Linked DNA regions of Homo sapiens: regions 2 and 3 are each linked to region 1. The links are chromatin contacts, found by Hi-C or POLR2A ChIA-PET in ENCODE. All regions are on one chromosome and are shown on one strand. The core of a region is the stretch at or near the end of the contact, and the rest is flanking DNA. Distances in the headings are between cores, read along the strand shown. Region 1 holds the start of LINC02611 (long intergenic non-protein coding RNA 2611). Region 2 holds the start of C2orf15 (chromosome 2 open reading frame 15). Region 3 overlaps TSGA10 (testis specific 10).

Region 1 (4,740 bases), core at 765-3,264:
GACTCGGTGCCAGCAGCTCTTTCCTTTGTCCTTCCAGCAGGTGTTATTAAGCAGGGATGACTTGACAGTTGCCGGGCTGGTCTCACCAGAACCAGGCAGATGCGCTTCGCCCGCGTTCCTGACTCCCCCTCCTTCCCGTCTCTTCTCTTTTCAAATGACGCCATTTATGCAAGAGGGGGCAAAAGGTGAAATGCAAACCCTTTGAGTTAGCCCTGATAAAATCTCCTCATTTCAAATCCTGCTGGCAAAGCCGCCTGCAGCCTCCCTCCGCGCCCCTCTGGTCGCTTGTTCTTCTACCCAATCCCTAGGGATCATGCCCATCAGGGTTCATCCTAGAGCTCCTGCTCTTCTCTACAGCACATTCTCATAGCCTTGGAAAATGCCTCTACTGACAACTCCCAACTTATATTCCACGCCAAGACCTTCCTCGGAGCCCCAGCCTCACACATGCCCACGCCCCTGCCCCCCGCCCCCCCCCCCCACCCCCGCCCCGAGGTCTTCTTGACATCTCTGCTTGGTGACGTGCAGGCTTCTCAATCTCCCTGCTCCTCCCTCCGCCTCAGTAAATGCTGGCCCAGGCTGCTCGCTTGCTCAAGACACAACCCCAAGAGGCGTCCTTGATGCTTCCTTTTCCCTCACTCCCCATATCCAACCCATCCATGAGTTCTTTCGGTTCCACCTTAAAAATACCCCTAGGGGCCGGGCGCGGTGGCTCACGCCTGTCATCCCAGCACTCTGGGAGGCCGAGGTGGGCGGATCATGAGGTCAGGAGATCGAGACCATCCTGGCTAACACGGTGAAACCCCATCTCTACCAAACACACACACACACACACACACACACACACACACACACACACACACGAAATTAGCCGGGCGTGGTGGTGGGCGCCTGTAGTCCCAGCTACTCAGGAGGCTGAGGCAGGAGAATGATGTGAACCTGGGAGGCGGAGCTTGCAGTGAGCCAGGATCGCGCCACCGCACTCCAGCCTGGGTGACAGAGCAAGACTCCGTCTCAAAAAAAAAAAAAAAAAAATACCCCTGGGGTCTGCCCACTTCCGTCCATCTTCCCGGTCATCACATGGGTCCTGTCACTGTCACCTCTGGCTGAGATTTGTGCAGTAGCCTCCCAGTGGATCTCCCACTGTCACTTTGCCTGCCCAACCAGCAGATAGAGTGATTTAGAAAGAATAAGTAGATCATGTAACGCCACTCCCAACCCCAGTCTGCACAAAGCTTTTCAGTGAGTTCCTGTCGCACTTAGAATAACACCCACGCTTCTTACTGCACAGAGACCCCGACTGAGCCGCCCCACCTGTCTGTGCAGCCCTGTCTTGACCTGTTCTTCCCTCTCCTATGACATTTCTGGCTGGATTGATCTCTAACGATCCCCTAGGACTTTATTTAATACTCTAAGTGAGATCTGGATCAGGCACCTCAGCATTACCTGGAGCTTGTTAGAAATCTCAAGCCCTCTCCAGACCTACTGAATCAGGAATCAGGATTTCAGCAAGATCCCTGGGTGATTCAAATGCAAATTAAGGCTTGAGAAGCTCTGCTGCAGCTCAGAGCACAGCAGGCCCTTTCCACCCCAGGGCCTTTGCACATGCTCCTCTTTCCCCGGTTCCTCATACAGCTTGCTCCTAGGATACCTCTGGAAATGGATGTGATGAACCATGGCTGCTTCTGGGGAGAGAAACAGGGAAGCTGGCATTGGGGATGGGAGGGAGAATTACCTTTTATTGTGTACTCTCATTCATCTTCAAACAAACAAGCCATTTTAACAGCTGTTTTTCAGCCTTCAGTTCTATTTACAGCCACTATGAAAAGTAACCTCCCTTCCTTCCTTGGTGTCACAGTGTCCTTTGTTTCCTCCATGGTGTTCATCGTAATTTGGTGATCGTGATGTTTCTTCGCTGATGTCTCACTTCTGCCATCAGCATGCAGGAAGTGAAGATGTTGTCTTGTTCACCCCCCTGCATCCACCAGCTTTAGATCCATGCTGCACACAGGAAGCTCTGAAATGCTGACAAAATGAGCTTCTCTGAAATCTTACATTCAGATGCTCCTCCCTGCCCCTTCCGTCCCTCCATGCAGTGCACCTACTAATTTGCTCCCACGACTCCTGTTTCATACCCGCGAGGGGCTCGTGTCCTGATGGCTCTGCTCTTATCTTCCAGCCTCCTTGGTTTGCATCTGTTCTGTGCTGCTTTCTTCTCTGGCTTCCACACACAGAGCAGTTGGCCTCACCTCAGTGTAACTGAGAGAAATGAAAGTCATCAGAGGCAACGCGCTCACTTCCCTGCCACAAAGCCCGCAAACCTGTCCACGTTTGCTGCTGTCTTTTTCTCCCTTCCATTTGCTAACGTGCCACTGCTCTCTTACTGAAAGTGCTCTGATCTCACTCCTCCAGTGGTGCTGGTAAACGTTTCACAACTGACTCTCTGGGAATAAAAAGGTCTGATTTGAGGAATTTGCTGGTTTCTGTGGTGTAAATACTCCCATCACAGCCAATTTCAAGCCACCAGTGAGATAACACGACACGCAGAGTTGGAAGAGATGCATAGACGTGAGTAATCACTCACATATAGCATTCTCACCACAGGGACACAATGGATGGACATTATCTCAGGGGAATAGCTATTGGTAGAAGGTAACAAACTAGGAAGAGATGAGTTTTCAGTATTTATTGCTTTGTCTCTATGTAACCTATTTAACTGTAAGTTTTCATCATTTAATTTTTAACACTGGCTGTGTTTGGCGCCTGGCTCAGAAAATTCCTGCAGATTTCACAGTCGGCTCTCCCGCCTGTGGTCGTGCCTTGCAGCCACTTTTCCACCCCTACACATTTCTCAATCACCACAGTCTGGCTTCCGCCCCACATGCCGAGGAACCTCTCCCACCTCCTTGTTGCTGACTTCCCTCTTACCTTCCTGGATCCCCAGGGGTACGGGACTCTGGGACAACCTACTCCTCCAGCTTCCACAGCCCTGCAGAGCCCGGCTTCTGCCTCTCCTCTGTCCATATGCTCCTGCTCTCTGTCCTTCCTCAATTCCTCTCCTTGATCCATCCCTTAGGGTTTCTGGCCTCAGCCCTGCCTCCCTTTGAGCTCTCTCTTGGCAACTTCAGCCGTCTCCCCGCCCAATGAACCTCTTCTCTCTGTGGGTGACACTCCATTCTCTATCCCCAGTCCCCTCCCAGGCTTTGGCCCACAGCAGGCCCTCACGGTGCATCATGACTTCAGTGAACACATGAAGGAACGGGTTGCTGAAACTATCCCTTGTCCCCTTCTCACTGGCCCCCAGTCCATCCTCCACATTTATCCAAAACCCATCTTTCTCAAATGCAAGTCTTAAGCACCACTTTTGAGCCTCTGGGAGACTGCTGCAGTGGCTCAGGGAGGCTGGGCTGGGGCCAGGCTGGGGCCAGGCTGGTGAGAGCAGAGGTGCACAGACCTGGATACATTTGTGGTGGCTTGTGGAGCGGAACCCACAGACAAGGGCACGCACCGAATGTGGAGGGTGTGTGGTGATTCCCAGGTGCCTGGCACAGGCATCCAGGCGGAGACAAAGCATTCACTGACACAGGGACTTTGAATCATTTCTGTTCTAACTTCTGACACCAAGTGTGTGGGTTTTTACCTCACACTAACCAGTTCTCCAGCTCTCCCGACACCAACTGGTTGTCCTACGATTCAATTCAGTTTTGACACCATCCATCAGCCTCAGGTCCTACAGGTTAAGAGCTCTGTCCTGCAAGGCTGCCCCCACTTCAGAGGCCAGTTGCAAGGCCTAGGCCTCCCAGACGTCTGACCAATGGACTACAAACTGGTGGTTCCCACAAACTGCTCCTCAGGTTTAGAACAGCTCACAGAACTCAGGAAAACATTTTACTTACACATACTGGTTTATGATTAGGATGTAACTCAGGGGCAGCAGAGAAGGACTGCCCTGGGCAAGGCATCGGGGTGACTGTTGCGGAGTGTCCAGGCTCTCTCTGGATGCGCCACCATCCCAGCACCTCCCTGTGCTCACCAGCCCGGAAGCTCTCCAGCCCTGTCCCTGAAGAGTTTTGTGGAGGTCACATCCCTTAGGCATGGTAGATTAAAACACTGGGCATTGGTATGTACCTCAACCTCCAGTCCTTCTCATCTCCTTGGAAGGGAGACGGGGGAGCTGAAAGTGCTAACCCTGTAGTCACGAGGTTGGTTCCTGTGGCAACCACTCCCACCTGAGGCTCTCTAGGAGCTCACTATAAACTCAGGTATGGTTAGAAGGGGCTCATCTTGAATAACAAAAGACATTCCTCTCACCCTCATCTCTTAGGAAATCCCAAGGCTTTTAGAGTTCTCGTGCCAGAACCAGGGTGGAGAATCAAATGTATCTCTTATGACAATGACACAGGGACTGTCATAGGAAGAGCAGATTTGTGTGCAGGGGAGGTGTCTAGATGTACAGGTGCCTACTGGACTTCCAGAGACCAGGGGAGGCACATGGCGTTCAGAACAGAGGTCTGGGAGGAAATAAAGGTGGGAGTTGTTAGCATACAGATGATAGCAATGTCACATAGATGAAAACAAAAATTTTCAGCAAGTTTTCATGGATTTTAGAATAAATTCTAAATGCCTAAGCATGGTCTCCAACAATGCCCCCGCCCCTCAGCTTGCCCTTGCTCTTGGTTTGGGTCTCAGCGCCGGCTCCCCTCCTCCACCCTCCCTTGCCCCTCCCCTTCATCCACTTCC
Region 2 (4,740 bases), core at 697-3,196, 370 kb after region 1:
AATTCCATTCGAAGTTCAAAAACAAGCCAAACTGTAATGTGCATGTTCACATACAATGATGTGAAACATTAAGGAAAATCAAGGAAGTGGCTATCTTAGAAGTCAGGAGAGTGGCTATCTCTGGGGAGGGAAAGAAATATGTAATCTGAAAAGGTGATAAATAGTAATACCTCTAACTGCCTCTGTGTATGGAGGACTTCAAAACCAAATCGTCCTAAACAAACTAGTCTAAGCAACTCAAAAAGAAGACAGAAAAGATCTCCCAGAGAATCTCTACACCTGATTATATTCTGGGCTACAGGCAGTGATTTTTCTTCAGAAGGTAAACAGTACGCGAGATATTGTGGAAGCTGCCATTAAATAATGCCAAAGTTTAGGATTTAAAATTAATATTTAATTAATGTACCGTCCTAGTTATTTCCCACTAATTAAGACTGAAGAGTTTGGCTCATTAATCAATTAAAATACAAACAAGAATCTGTCTTATCCTGGAAGCAGATTCGAATGCGACATCCTACTTCTATAACTAACCTGTTTTTTTCTACTTACAAACCTATTGTTATTCTACTTATGTCCTTACACGTAAACAAAGTATACTTGAAATGCTGAACACCAGTACAGAAAATTTTAAACAAGGAAATCTCCTAGGATATAAGGTCCTGGAATGGAAGAAGGAAAACGTTGGGACACTATAATCTATGCAAACTTTCCCGAAGCTGCGAAAAAAAAAAAGTGAAAAAAAACCATATTTCTGTGAGTTTTTAGGTATCAAGTCCATGATCACCTAGTTATCCAATTTAAGTCTCAAATAGTTTTTCAACAAAAGCCAGCTTTCCCTGCCTTTACTGTGTATAATTTTTACTAAAATTATCTGAGATTTTCATGCAAATGCCTATGTAATCTCAGCCTTTCACCACCCCAAGTCTAGAAAGAGGCTCAGAAATGAGCGATCGGGAGTCAGGCTGAACTCCCAAATCTGTGACTTCCAAATTCCTCGGCTCCACCAGAGCTTCCAGAGCGTTTCTAAACTGAACAGTCTCCCCAACAACCAAGCGGAGAGCTGCGGGAGGACGCGAAGCAGTGACCATAGGAACTGGGCTCAAACCTAACCTCCCAAGAAACAGGGGCAACTCGTGCTGCCGAGCTTCCGGCCGGCAGCTGTGCCCGCCGCTGCCCCTCACAGCCGCTCCCGCTGCTAGCGCCCAACTCCGCCCGCCACGGCCCCGCACCCGCCACTCCTGCCCGCTTGCAGCCGCCTTCTCAGAGACCTTCCAGTCCAGTAGCAGCACTCTCCCCACCCCGCGCACCTCCGCAGCTTCTACCTGGAGCTCCGGGTCCCTCCCCGGGCTCCTCGGCCCGCCGTCCTGCCCAGAGCTCATCCCCGCGACTGTCAGCTCTCGGCCTCAGCGGGGGATACAAGAACCGCCCACTCTCCATCCTCCGCCCCTTTCTCCTCCCTTCCCACCCCCAAATCGTCCTGGCCCCGCCCCGGCGGATCGGAGGAAGGACGGAGCCCGCGGGAAGGAGGAGGGGGCGGTTAGCGCCAGCCAGTGCCGCCGTGGCCCCGCCCTCACGCTCTGTACCGGAGTGGGGCTCGTCTTCCACCTCCCCGGCGCCCCAGCTTTGCTTCCGTCCCGCTCGCCCCCAGGCCCGGTGCGCACGCGTACCTGGCTCGACCTTCCTTCTCGCGGGGTCTACAAGCCGTGCGCGCGCTCCTACGCACGGAGCGACGCGTACGTCTACCTGCCTGCCTTACAGGGCACCTAGGAGGGACCCCTTCCTGGCCCATCCGCGCCGCGCAGGCGCACGCCCACGCAGCGCCTAGACGCCCGAGCCGAGCGTCCCGTCTCCTAGTAACCAGCCGCTAGCCCCCTTTTCCACGACTCATTTCTTAATCTCTGCCTGAGGCTGCCGCACCTGGATGGAACGCGCATGCGCAAGGCTGTCTCTCGCAGCCCCGCCTTCCCTCAGCTTGAAACACCTGCTGCTTCGCGGCGGTGGCTTTGTGCCACTTTTCCCAGGGCTTGGGCATCATTCTGGACCCATGTTCGGTGAACCGGTTACTCTCAGAGCTGCTTTCGGGCGCAGCTCCTGCTGCAGCCAGGGCCCGTTTTAAGAGAGGCTTCCAGGTCCAGCCCTCCCGCTGCAGCCTGCAGGGAGCGAGCCGGCCTGTCCCGGTGAGCGTGGGCAGCCTGGAGTCAGGGGAGCCTGGGGACCACGGCCTTGGTCAGCTCTGCACGATCAGGGCTGAATCAGGAAGTGGCAGATCTAGCAACAAAGTCCAGATTCCTGACCGATATTCCTTCTCCACATGCCAGTCCTTTTCCAAATCCCCTCACCTTAAAGTGACAAATGAGCTTTTTAGTGAAAAAGAATGAGCGCTGCATTCTTCTACCAATTTTTTGGAGCCCAGAATGGGGGGGAAAAAAGTCTTCTTAATTTTTCTTAATACCTACCATGTCCCTTCTTAAATAACTCAAGAGCTTCTGGATGATAATGGTGACTTTATCTCCTTTTCCTGCAGATGACATAGACACTAGGTTTTTACAGCAATTCTCTGATGACCTTGATATGGTAGAACGCTGTGTATTTCAAGAGTAAGCTCTCGTTTGAGGAGACTAACAATTCCTGTTTTCGCCAGGTGAGTACTCATTTTTCCCCCCACAAGATATCATTGGCAGGGATAAACAACTTTTGTGTAGAACAAATTTAGTCATAAAAATACATTTAATATAAATGCCATGTTTTTCCAATGTCTTTTCATCGTGTTATTACATGGTCTCATATTTTGTCGCATTTATTTTCAGATATCATATACTTTGTAAGTATAATTAGATACCAAAAAAAATTAAGTGTCCCTGTTATTTTAGATTAAGAGGTTAGAGGACACAAGGAGCACATATCCTCGGAAATGTAATTTTTTAAATGCACAAAATAACAAACTGAGAAGTTATGTTAGAGGGAATAATGTATAATCTCATTTCCTCTTCAGATACTAAGATTATTTTGAATACATTATCTAGCATTATTAAAAACAAATAGGAAAGAATGTTCTAAGTTTAAAACTATCAGCTGGAGTTGAAGACTTCGGGGGTGGGGAGATTATTAATATAGGAAGTAGGAAAGTACTTCCCTTATAGAAAGAATAAGAAAAGTTTAAGCACTTATGTATGCCACCTAGACGGTACTGAAGATTATTTGGAAAGAATATAAGGAAATGATCATTTTAAGGCCAAAAGAGGGTGAAAAGATTTTCCTTTTTTTTCCTATCAAGAACTGTTGACTTTCTCCCCTAACCTGAGAAAGTAAAAATTTCCTTCCCTCTGTGGAAACCCAAGGGGTAGTGAGTGTCCCACCCTGCCCCAACTAAACCTTTTTTTTTTTTTTTTTTTTTTTTTTGAGACAGAGTCTCACTCTGTCGCCCAGGCTGGAGTGCAGTGGCACGATCTCGGCTCACTGCAACCTCCGCCTCCCGGGTTCATGCCATTCTCCTGCCTCAGCCTCCCAAGTAGCTAGGACTACAGGCGCCCACTACTACGCCCAGCTTTTTTTTTGTTTGTTTTTTGTTTTTTGTATTTTTAGTAGAGACAGGGTTTCACTGTGTTAGCCAGGATGGTCTTGATCTCCTGACCTCATGATCCACCCGCCTCAGCCTCCCAAAGTGCTGGGATTACAGGTGTGAGCCACTGCGCCCAGACTTTTTTTTTTTTTCCTTTTTTTTAAGACAGAGTCTCACTCTGTTGCCCTGTACCCAGGCTGGAGTGCGTTGGCATGATCTCAGCTCACTGCACCCTCCACCTTTCAGGTTGAAGCAGTTCTCCTGCCTTAGCCCCTTGAGTAGCTGGGACCACAGGTATGTGCCACCATGCCCAGCTAATTTTTGTATGTTTTTGTAGAGATGCGGTTTCACCATGTTGCCCAGGCTGGTCTTGAACTCCTGGACTCAAGTGATCCACCCACCTCAGCATCCCAAGTGCTGGGATTATATGCATGAGCCACTGTGCCTGGCCCAGGCTAAGCCTTATATAGTACCCTGTGCTTGCTCTCTCGTGACAGACACCTTCTAAGGTCTTGGTTTTCTAGTCCCTTAATTTTTCCATCATTTCAAAAGCTTCACTACAAAAACCTCTGTTATTACTATTTTTTGTTTTGTTTTCACTGTCCTCTTCCTGATCCCCTCAAAAAAAAATCTGGGACTCCAATTCCATATGTGTTAAGCCACTTGATCTTGTTCCACAGCTCACTGATGCTGTGTTCCTTTTTTTTGTTTGTTTTTTTGAGATGGAGTCTCGCTTTGTCTCCCAGGCTGGAGTGCAGTGGCGCGATCTCCGCTCACTGGAAGCTCTGCCTCGCGGCTTCACGCCATTCTCCTGCCTCAGCCTCCCGAGCAGCTGGGACTACAGGCGCCCACCACCACGCCCGGCTAATTTTTTTGTATTTTTAGTAGAGACGGGGTTTCACTGTGTTAGCCAGGATGATCTCGATCTCCTGACCTCATGACCTGCCCGCCTCGGCCTCCCAAAGTGCTGGGATTACAGGCATGAGCCACCGCGCCCGGCCTGTGTTCCGTTTTTTAAATCAGAGAGTTTCCTCCTTATGCCGAGGCCTGAAAGTTCCAGGCAATGTCCATTCATAGGGCTCACTTTATTTCCTGTTTCTCAAGGATCACTCTCCCGAACTGCCTGTTGTCCAATATCTAAAAGCCATTGCTTCATGTGTTTTGTGTTTTGATGCTGAAAG
Region 3 (4,740 bases), core at 1,118-3,617, 290 kb after region 1:
GATAAGCTATGCAATAGAAAAATGGCCAAAGTTTACAAAAATTTCATTCAAGAGAAATTCAAGAAAATGTTCATAGAGGAAGAATCCTAAATGGCAAAGAAACATGAAAAGGTCCTCAATTTCACTTGCAATCAAGGAAGCACAAGACAAAAAGTATGGAAAAAATTGTCTGACAATATCAAGTATTGATTCACATTTGAGAAAATAACTCAGGATTTCTTATGGCAGAATGACACTTTAGAGAGCAATTTGACAAAAACTTAGAAGAGCTGAAATTGCACATATCTTGGATCTACTCCAGGCATATAGCTTTTTAAAATTCACTTCCAGGCATAAATATAGGGAAACATGTAGTCAAGGAGAAATGTAAAAGGTTTGTTGCAGTGTTTTATCACAGAAAAAAGTGAAAAAAAATTAACTTTCCTTCAATATGGGAATGAATTTTAAAAAGGGAATATTTATACAATGAATATATGCAACTGTTTGAGTAAAGCAGTACACTATATATATATCAAAATAGATGTGTCAAAATTATAATATTGAGCAAAGAGGGCAAGTTGCAAATGAATATCTCCAACTATGTTTGTTTTCACTTAAATAAAAACCAAAACATACCAAATAACATTATACATTATTTGTGGGTGTAAGATTGTAGAAAAAGTATAAACATATGCAAAGGAGTTAGACACACTGACAGGAAAGTTATGCACACCAGCAACTAGGGAGGTAGGAGGGAAAAGGATGAGAGAAGTTTTATCTGTAATGTTTTATTTCTTTAAACAAGGAGACATTTGAAGCAAACATGGCAAAATGTTAGTATCCTTACATGTGGGAGCTGGGGATATGTTTATCTGTTTTGTTACTTTTGCACTTTTATGGTATGTTTGAAATAGTTTCTAATTTTAACAAATGCTAATGATTGTTCTGGATGTAGGGTAGATAAGAGATTGTAGAAGAATCAAAGTATAAGGAGAATGGTTAGCATGCTACAATTCACAGTACATTTAAATAATTTACGTGTTTGTTCATACATTTAATTTATGGAAGGCCAAACAAAACTCTTTTAAATATGATGCAGGATGTATTATAAGCATATTTTTCCAAACTTACTTGCTCAACCTCTCTGTTGAGGGAATCTACTTTTTCTTTTAATCTGTTACCCTCTGCCTCAGCAGTGATAAGTTCCAGTTTGAGGGTATTGTTATCTGCCTCTGATTGACGGGCTTTATTTTCCCAGTTTTCAGCATCTTCATTGGCTTTTCGAAGTTGTTCCATCATTTGCCGGTTCTCAGATTCCTGAAAAGCAAACTTTAGCTATTACTTTAAAATGCTGAACATATGATAAAAATTAAACATTATTATCCAAGTCATTGGGAATTCACTTGCCATGAGAAGCGTTTATAATAGAACCCTGAGGAAATATATCTATACTCTTAGTTTAGAAAACAGGTCATCCTGTAATTAACAAAGACTGCAATCAGCATCTGCCCTGGCTCCTGAGTAACACTCAGTGAACACTAGTAAATAGTAAATTTAGGTAAATTACTCTTTTCTTCAAGACCTGAATGAATTTGTTCTTATATTTCCTTTTGTTTGAAGTCCTCCACAGCCTGCTTTTCCCATATGTCTGCTTACTGACTACTTGCTGGTCTGGATTCTGAGCCTCTGACCTTTCGTACTGGTGTATTCCCTTGTTCTTGACCAATTTACCGGGCTGTGCTGGCTACAGAGCTTCTGAGTACTTGCATATTTTAAATGTCAGCTTCTGATAATTTCCTGTCTGGTGTCTGCCTTTTATTCATAGCCCCAGCCTTAATTATCTTGATCATGAACTGTTCTATGATTATCTTTTACCTGCTAGTCTAGTAACTTTCCCTGCCAGTCTAGTAACTTTCCTGAAATTGCTCAGAAGTAAACTATCAAACCTATGCCAATAAACACTAGTTGTAAATATGCATTCATGTATAAATTGAGCATACAATAAGAACCAGATTTTTTGAACTTTCAAAATTCTATCATGAGCAGAGTAACTGAAGTAGGGTCTGATTTCTAGTAGGGAAATAAGGAGGGAAAAAAATTCAGCTCCACAAACAATATAATAGACCGAGTAATCATTATTAGGCTATTTAAAAAAATATTTTATTATGGTTTGGTGAATTCATTCTAAAAAATTAGTTGTAATTTTGGTAATTTTTTAAAAGGCACTAGATCTCTTTCTCTCCTGTTAATAAATAGTGCACGTCCCTATCAGAAATCCTGGGCTAAATAAAATGACCAAATTGCAATAAATAATGTCTAATACTCCTTTCAAATCAGATAAGCCATTTCCTGATTATGTTTACTGGTGGAAATTCAGCTAATATTGCCACCTTGTGGCCTCTAATGTGAAAGATCTTTGCCAAGTCTGTGTTAGTCAACAATATACTAAACTACCTTATTGGCTTTCAAGATTCAGATACTCCAACTGTGTCAGCAGGAACCTGATATGTGTTTTCCATGATTGTACTAACAATCATAGTTGTGTACAGAGTATGTACTTGGAGGGTGCTTGTACAATATACTTAAACGAATTGTATTCACATTGATCTTTACCCTCTTTAACTTTGTGCAGTACTTACTGTCTATGTCATTCACTTAAAACTGCCTTACAGCTTTGTGTTGCTAGGTGTGGATGTAAAGCCTCCCTGATAACACCTTGTATTTCTCTAAAGCAGGAACCATTTTTATATTAAATTTAGTTCTGTGACCAGGTAGTACATTATTCAAAGTGAAAAGGGATTCCGTAGAATGTCTCTCCTGTCCTCCAACCACCCAGTGCTCCCTCCTTCTTGGCAAGCAGAAAGCATATTTTACCCTTTTTCATATCCTCCCATAGAGGCCAGAGCAGTGTTGAGCATGAGAGGCAACACTATAAAGAAAATGAAACTGTTCTTTGGTATTCTCTATTTCCTGCTTTCAGGATCTCTTTACTTCTATATGGTGCCTCCCCTGTATCCACAGCTCCCTCTGGCCACCCACAAGTCTCACTGCAACACTCCGTAGGCCTCAGCTGGAATCCTTTGCATTTCTTGCCTAAATTATGGTTACAACCTCTTCTAACTGCTCTCTCCACTTCTGATTTTGTTACCCTTCTGGTTTATTCTTGACGTTTCCAAAATAAACTTCCTAAAAGGCAATCCTTAAATAACTTATATGTTTTAGTTCTAACAAAAGCTTCTGAAAATAGGGTTCAAAGAAGGTCTTTCTTACCTCTCCTTTATCATCCACTTGTACACACTACTCTACCTACAGGACCTACTTTTTCCCCTACACCTTTGCTCATGTTGTTCCCACTGCCTGGCAGTCATTCTGTTTCCTCTCCATTTTTCATCTCTGGCACTCCAGCACCTAGCACGCTGCATGAATGAGTGAATGAATGAAGTACTCCACACTTCTTGATGGTCTATCCCTATCAAAATGGATCCGTGGTTCATTCTCTCCGGGCCTGCATCCATCCAGTGTTATGCAATCTCATAAACAAATTCATACTAGGATGCTAAAATCCCCAGCACTTCGGAAGGCCGAGGTGGGAGGATCACTTGAGCCTAAGAAGCTTGATGTGTGATGTCTGAAAATATAATTCTAGAATCTAAAAGTTATAATCCCTAATGGTGGAATTTCAGGTAATGTTACTAACAGACAAGGGAGATAAAGGGAAGTGTTTAACACTGGCTGAAAGCTTACTATGTTAAATGTTGCTCTGGGGTGAGTGCAGTGGCTCATGCCTGTAATCCCAGCACTTTGGGAGGCCGAGACAGGTGGATCACTTCAGGTCAGAAGTTCGAGACCAGACTGGCTAACATGGCGAAACCCCGTCTCTACTAAAAATACAAAAATTAGCCGGGCATGGTTGCATGCACCTGTAACCCCACCTACTCAGGAGGCAGGAGAATCGCTTGAACATGGGAGGCAAAGGTTGCAGTGAGCCACGATTGCACCACTGCACTCCAGCCTGGCAATACAGTGAGCCTGTCTCAAAAAAAAAAAAAAGTGTTGCTCTGGATATTCATTTATTTATTTCTGACCTATTCTAGAATAGATTCAGATGGCTCACTGTGCTAGGTGTTTTAAATTATCTCACTTACTTGGGTGTTCTTCCCGATTACAGATGGGAAGAATCAGAGAGGCTGAGTAGCCTGCATAAATAAAAAGCCTTTTGTTCATTTATGGTATTACATTGCTGGAACCTTAAAATCAGGAAGTGTAGGAAACCACGTGCTTTTCCTACACAGGCTGCTTGCTGCCTGAAAGCAAGGATTGCAATTTAGAAATCCTTAGAATCTCTTCTGTCTCAAAGCCCTTAACAGTACTATGCATACCATAAATAAATGTTCAAGATATGTTTGTGGACTGACATGAAATGATAAAATAGTATAGGTGGATTGATTATTATAATAGGTATAGTGTTACCTACATACCACTCAAACCATTAATGGGAACATCCTCCCTCAATTTTAGATAATATTTTACCTAATAGACATATCTAAAATCCTCAGTAAAGCTGCCTGTTTATTCCTGAGTTGCCACACATGCACCACACTTATTGGAGTCATCTGATGTCATGTACATGTGCCTGGTCAAATGATTGCTAACAGAGAAGTGTGAGGAGAACCATCTGCCTTGTGGTCCTAAAAAAAATAGATGGTCCCATAACAGGGTAACCAATTCTGATCTGCTACATAATCAGGTGGAACCTCTTTT

Evidence for each region. A loop is a pair of places that touch in the nucleus more often than their neighbours do. ChIA-PET counts read pairs that join two places held with the same protein, here RNA polymerase II (POLR2A). Pooled maps may share reads with other maps.
Region 2: a loop to region 1 is called in a pooled map, with 5 times the contacts of the local background. The contact joins the promoter of C2orf15 here to the promoter of LINC02611 in region 1. A Hi-C loop is called at or near these places in 1 of 168 maps with a recorded cell type or tissue (naive thymus-derived CD4-positive, alpha-beta T cell) and 11 of 50 pooled maps. POLR2A ChIA-PET finds 5 or more read pairs at or near these places in 4 of 52 experiments (CD4-positive, alpha-beta T cell, CD4-positive, alpha-beta memory T cell, T-cell and 1 more).
Region 3: a map of naive thymus-derived CD4-positive, alpha-beta T cell shows a loop between it and region 1 (10-fold over the local background). The contact joins the enhancer-like site here to the promoter of LINC02611 in region 1. A Hi-C loop is called at or near these places in 2 of 168 maps with a recorded cell type or tissue (CD4-positive, alpha-beta memory T cell and naive thymus-derived CD4-positive, alpha-beta T cell), 2 of 37 single-sample maps with no recorded cell type and 9 of 50 pooled maps. POLR2A ChIA-PET finds 5 or more read pairs at or near these places in 2 of 52 experiments (PC-9 and activated naive CD4-positive, alpha-beta T cell).

Annotation. Positions count from the first base shown.
Region 1 is chr2:98,769,884-98,774,623 of GRCh38, forward strand. LINC02611 (long intergenic non-protein coding RNA 2611) reads right to left here and starts at 2,015. Exons shown (of 4, transcript NR_126337.1): 1 at 1,736-2,015. RefSeq lists enhancers at 356-856, 857-1,357, 3,494-3,994, 3,995-4,495.
Region 2 is chr2:99,139,761-99,144,500 of GRCh38, forward strand. C2orf15 (chromosome 2 open reading frame 15) reads left to right here and starts at 1,947. Exons shown (of 4, transcript NM_144706.4): 1 at 1,947-2,177; 2 at 2,525-2,641. The region is part of intron 1 of TSGA10 (testis specific 10); the gene reads right to left. RefSeq lists silencers at 1,207-1,276, 1,347-1,656 and an enhancer at 1,878-2,684.
Region 3 is chr2:99,063,829-99,068,568 of GRCh38, forward strand. TSGA10 (testis specific 10) reads right to left here. Exons shown (of 21, transcript NM_025244.4): 16 at 1,111-1,296. Among named protein-coding and RNA genes, the nearest start is that of C2orf15, 76 kb to the right of the region's middle. Within about 2 kb of position 2,368, at least 9 of the 41 ENCODE cell types and tissues checked have a DNase peak (open chromatin) inside an H3K27ac peak, as active enhancers do.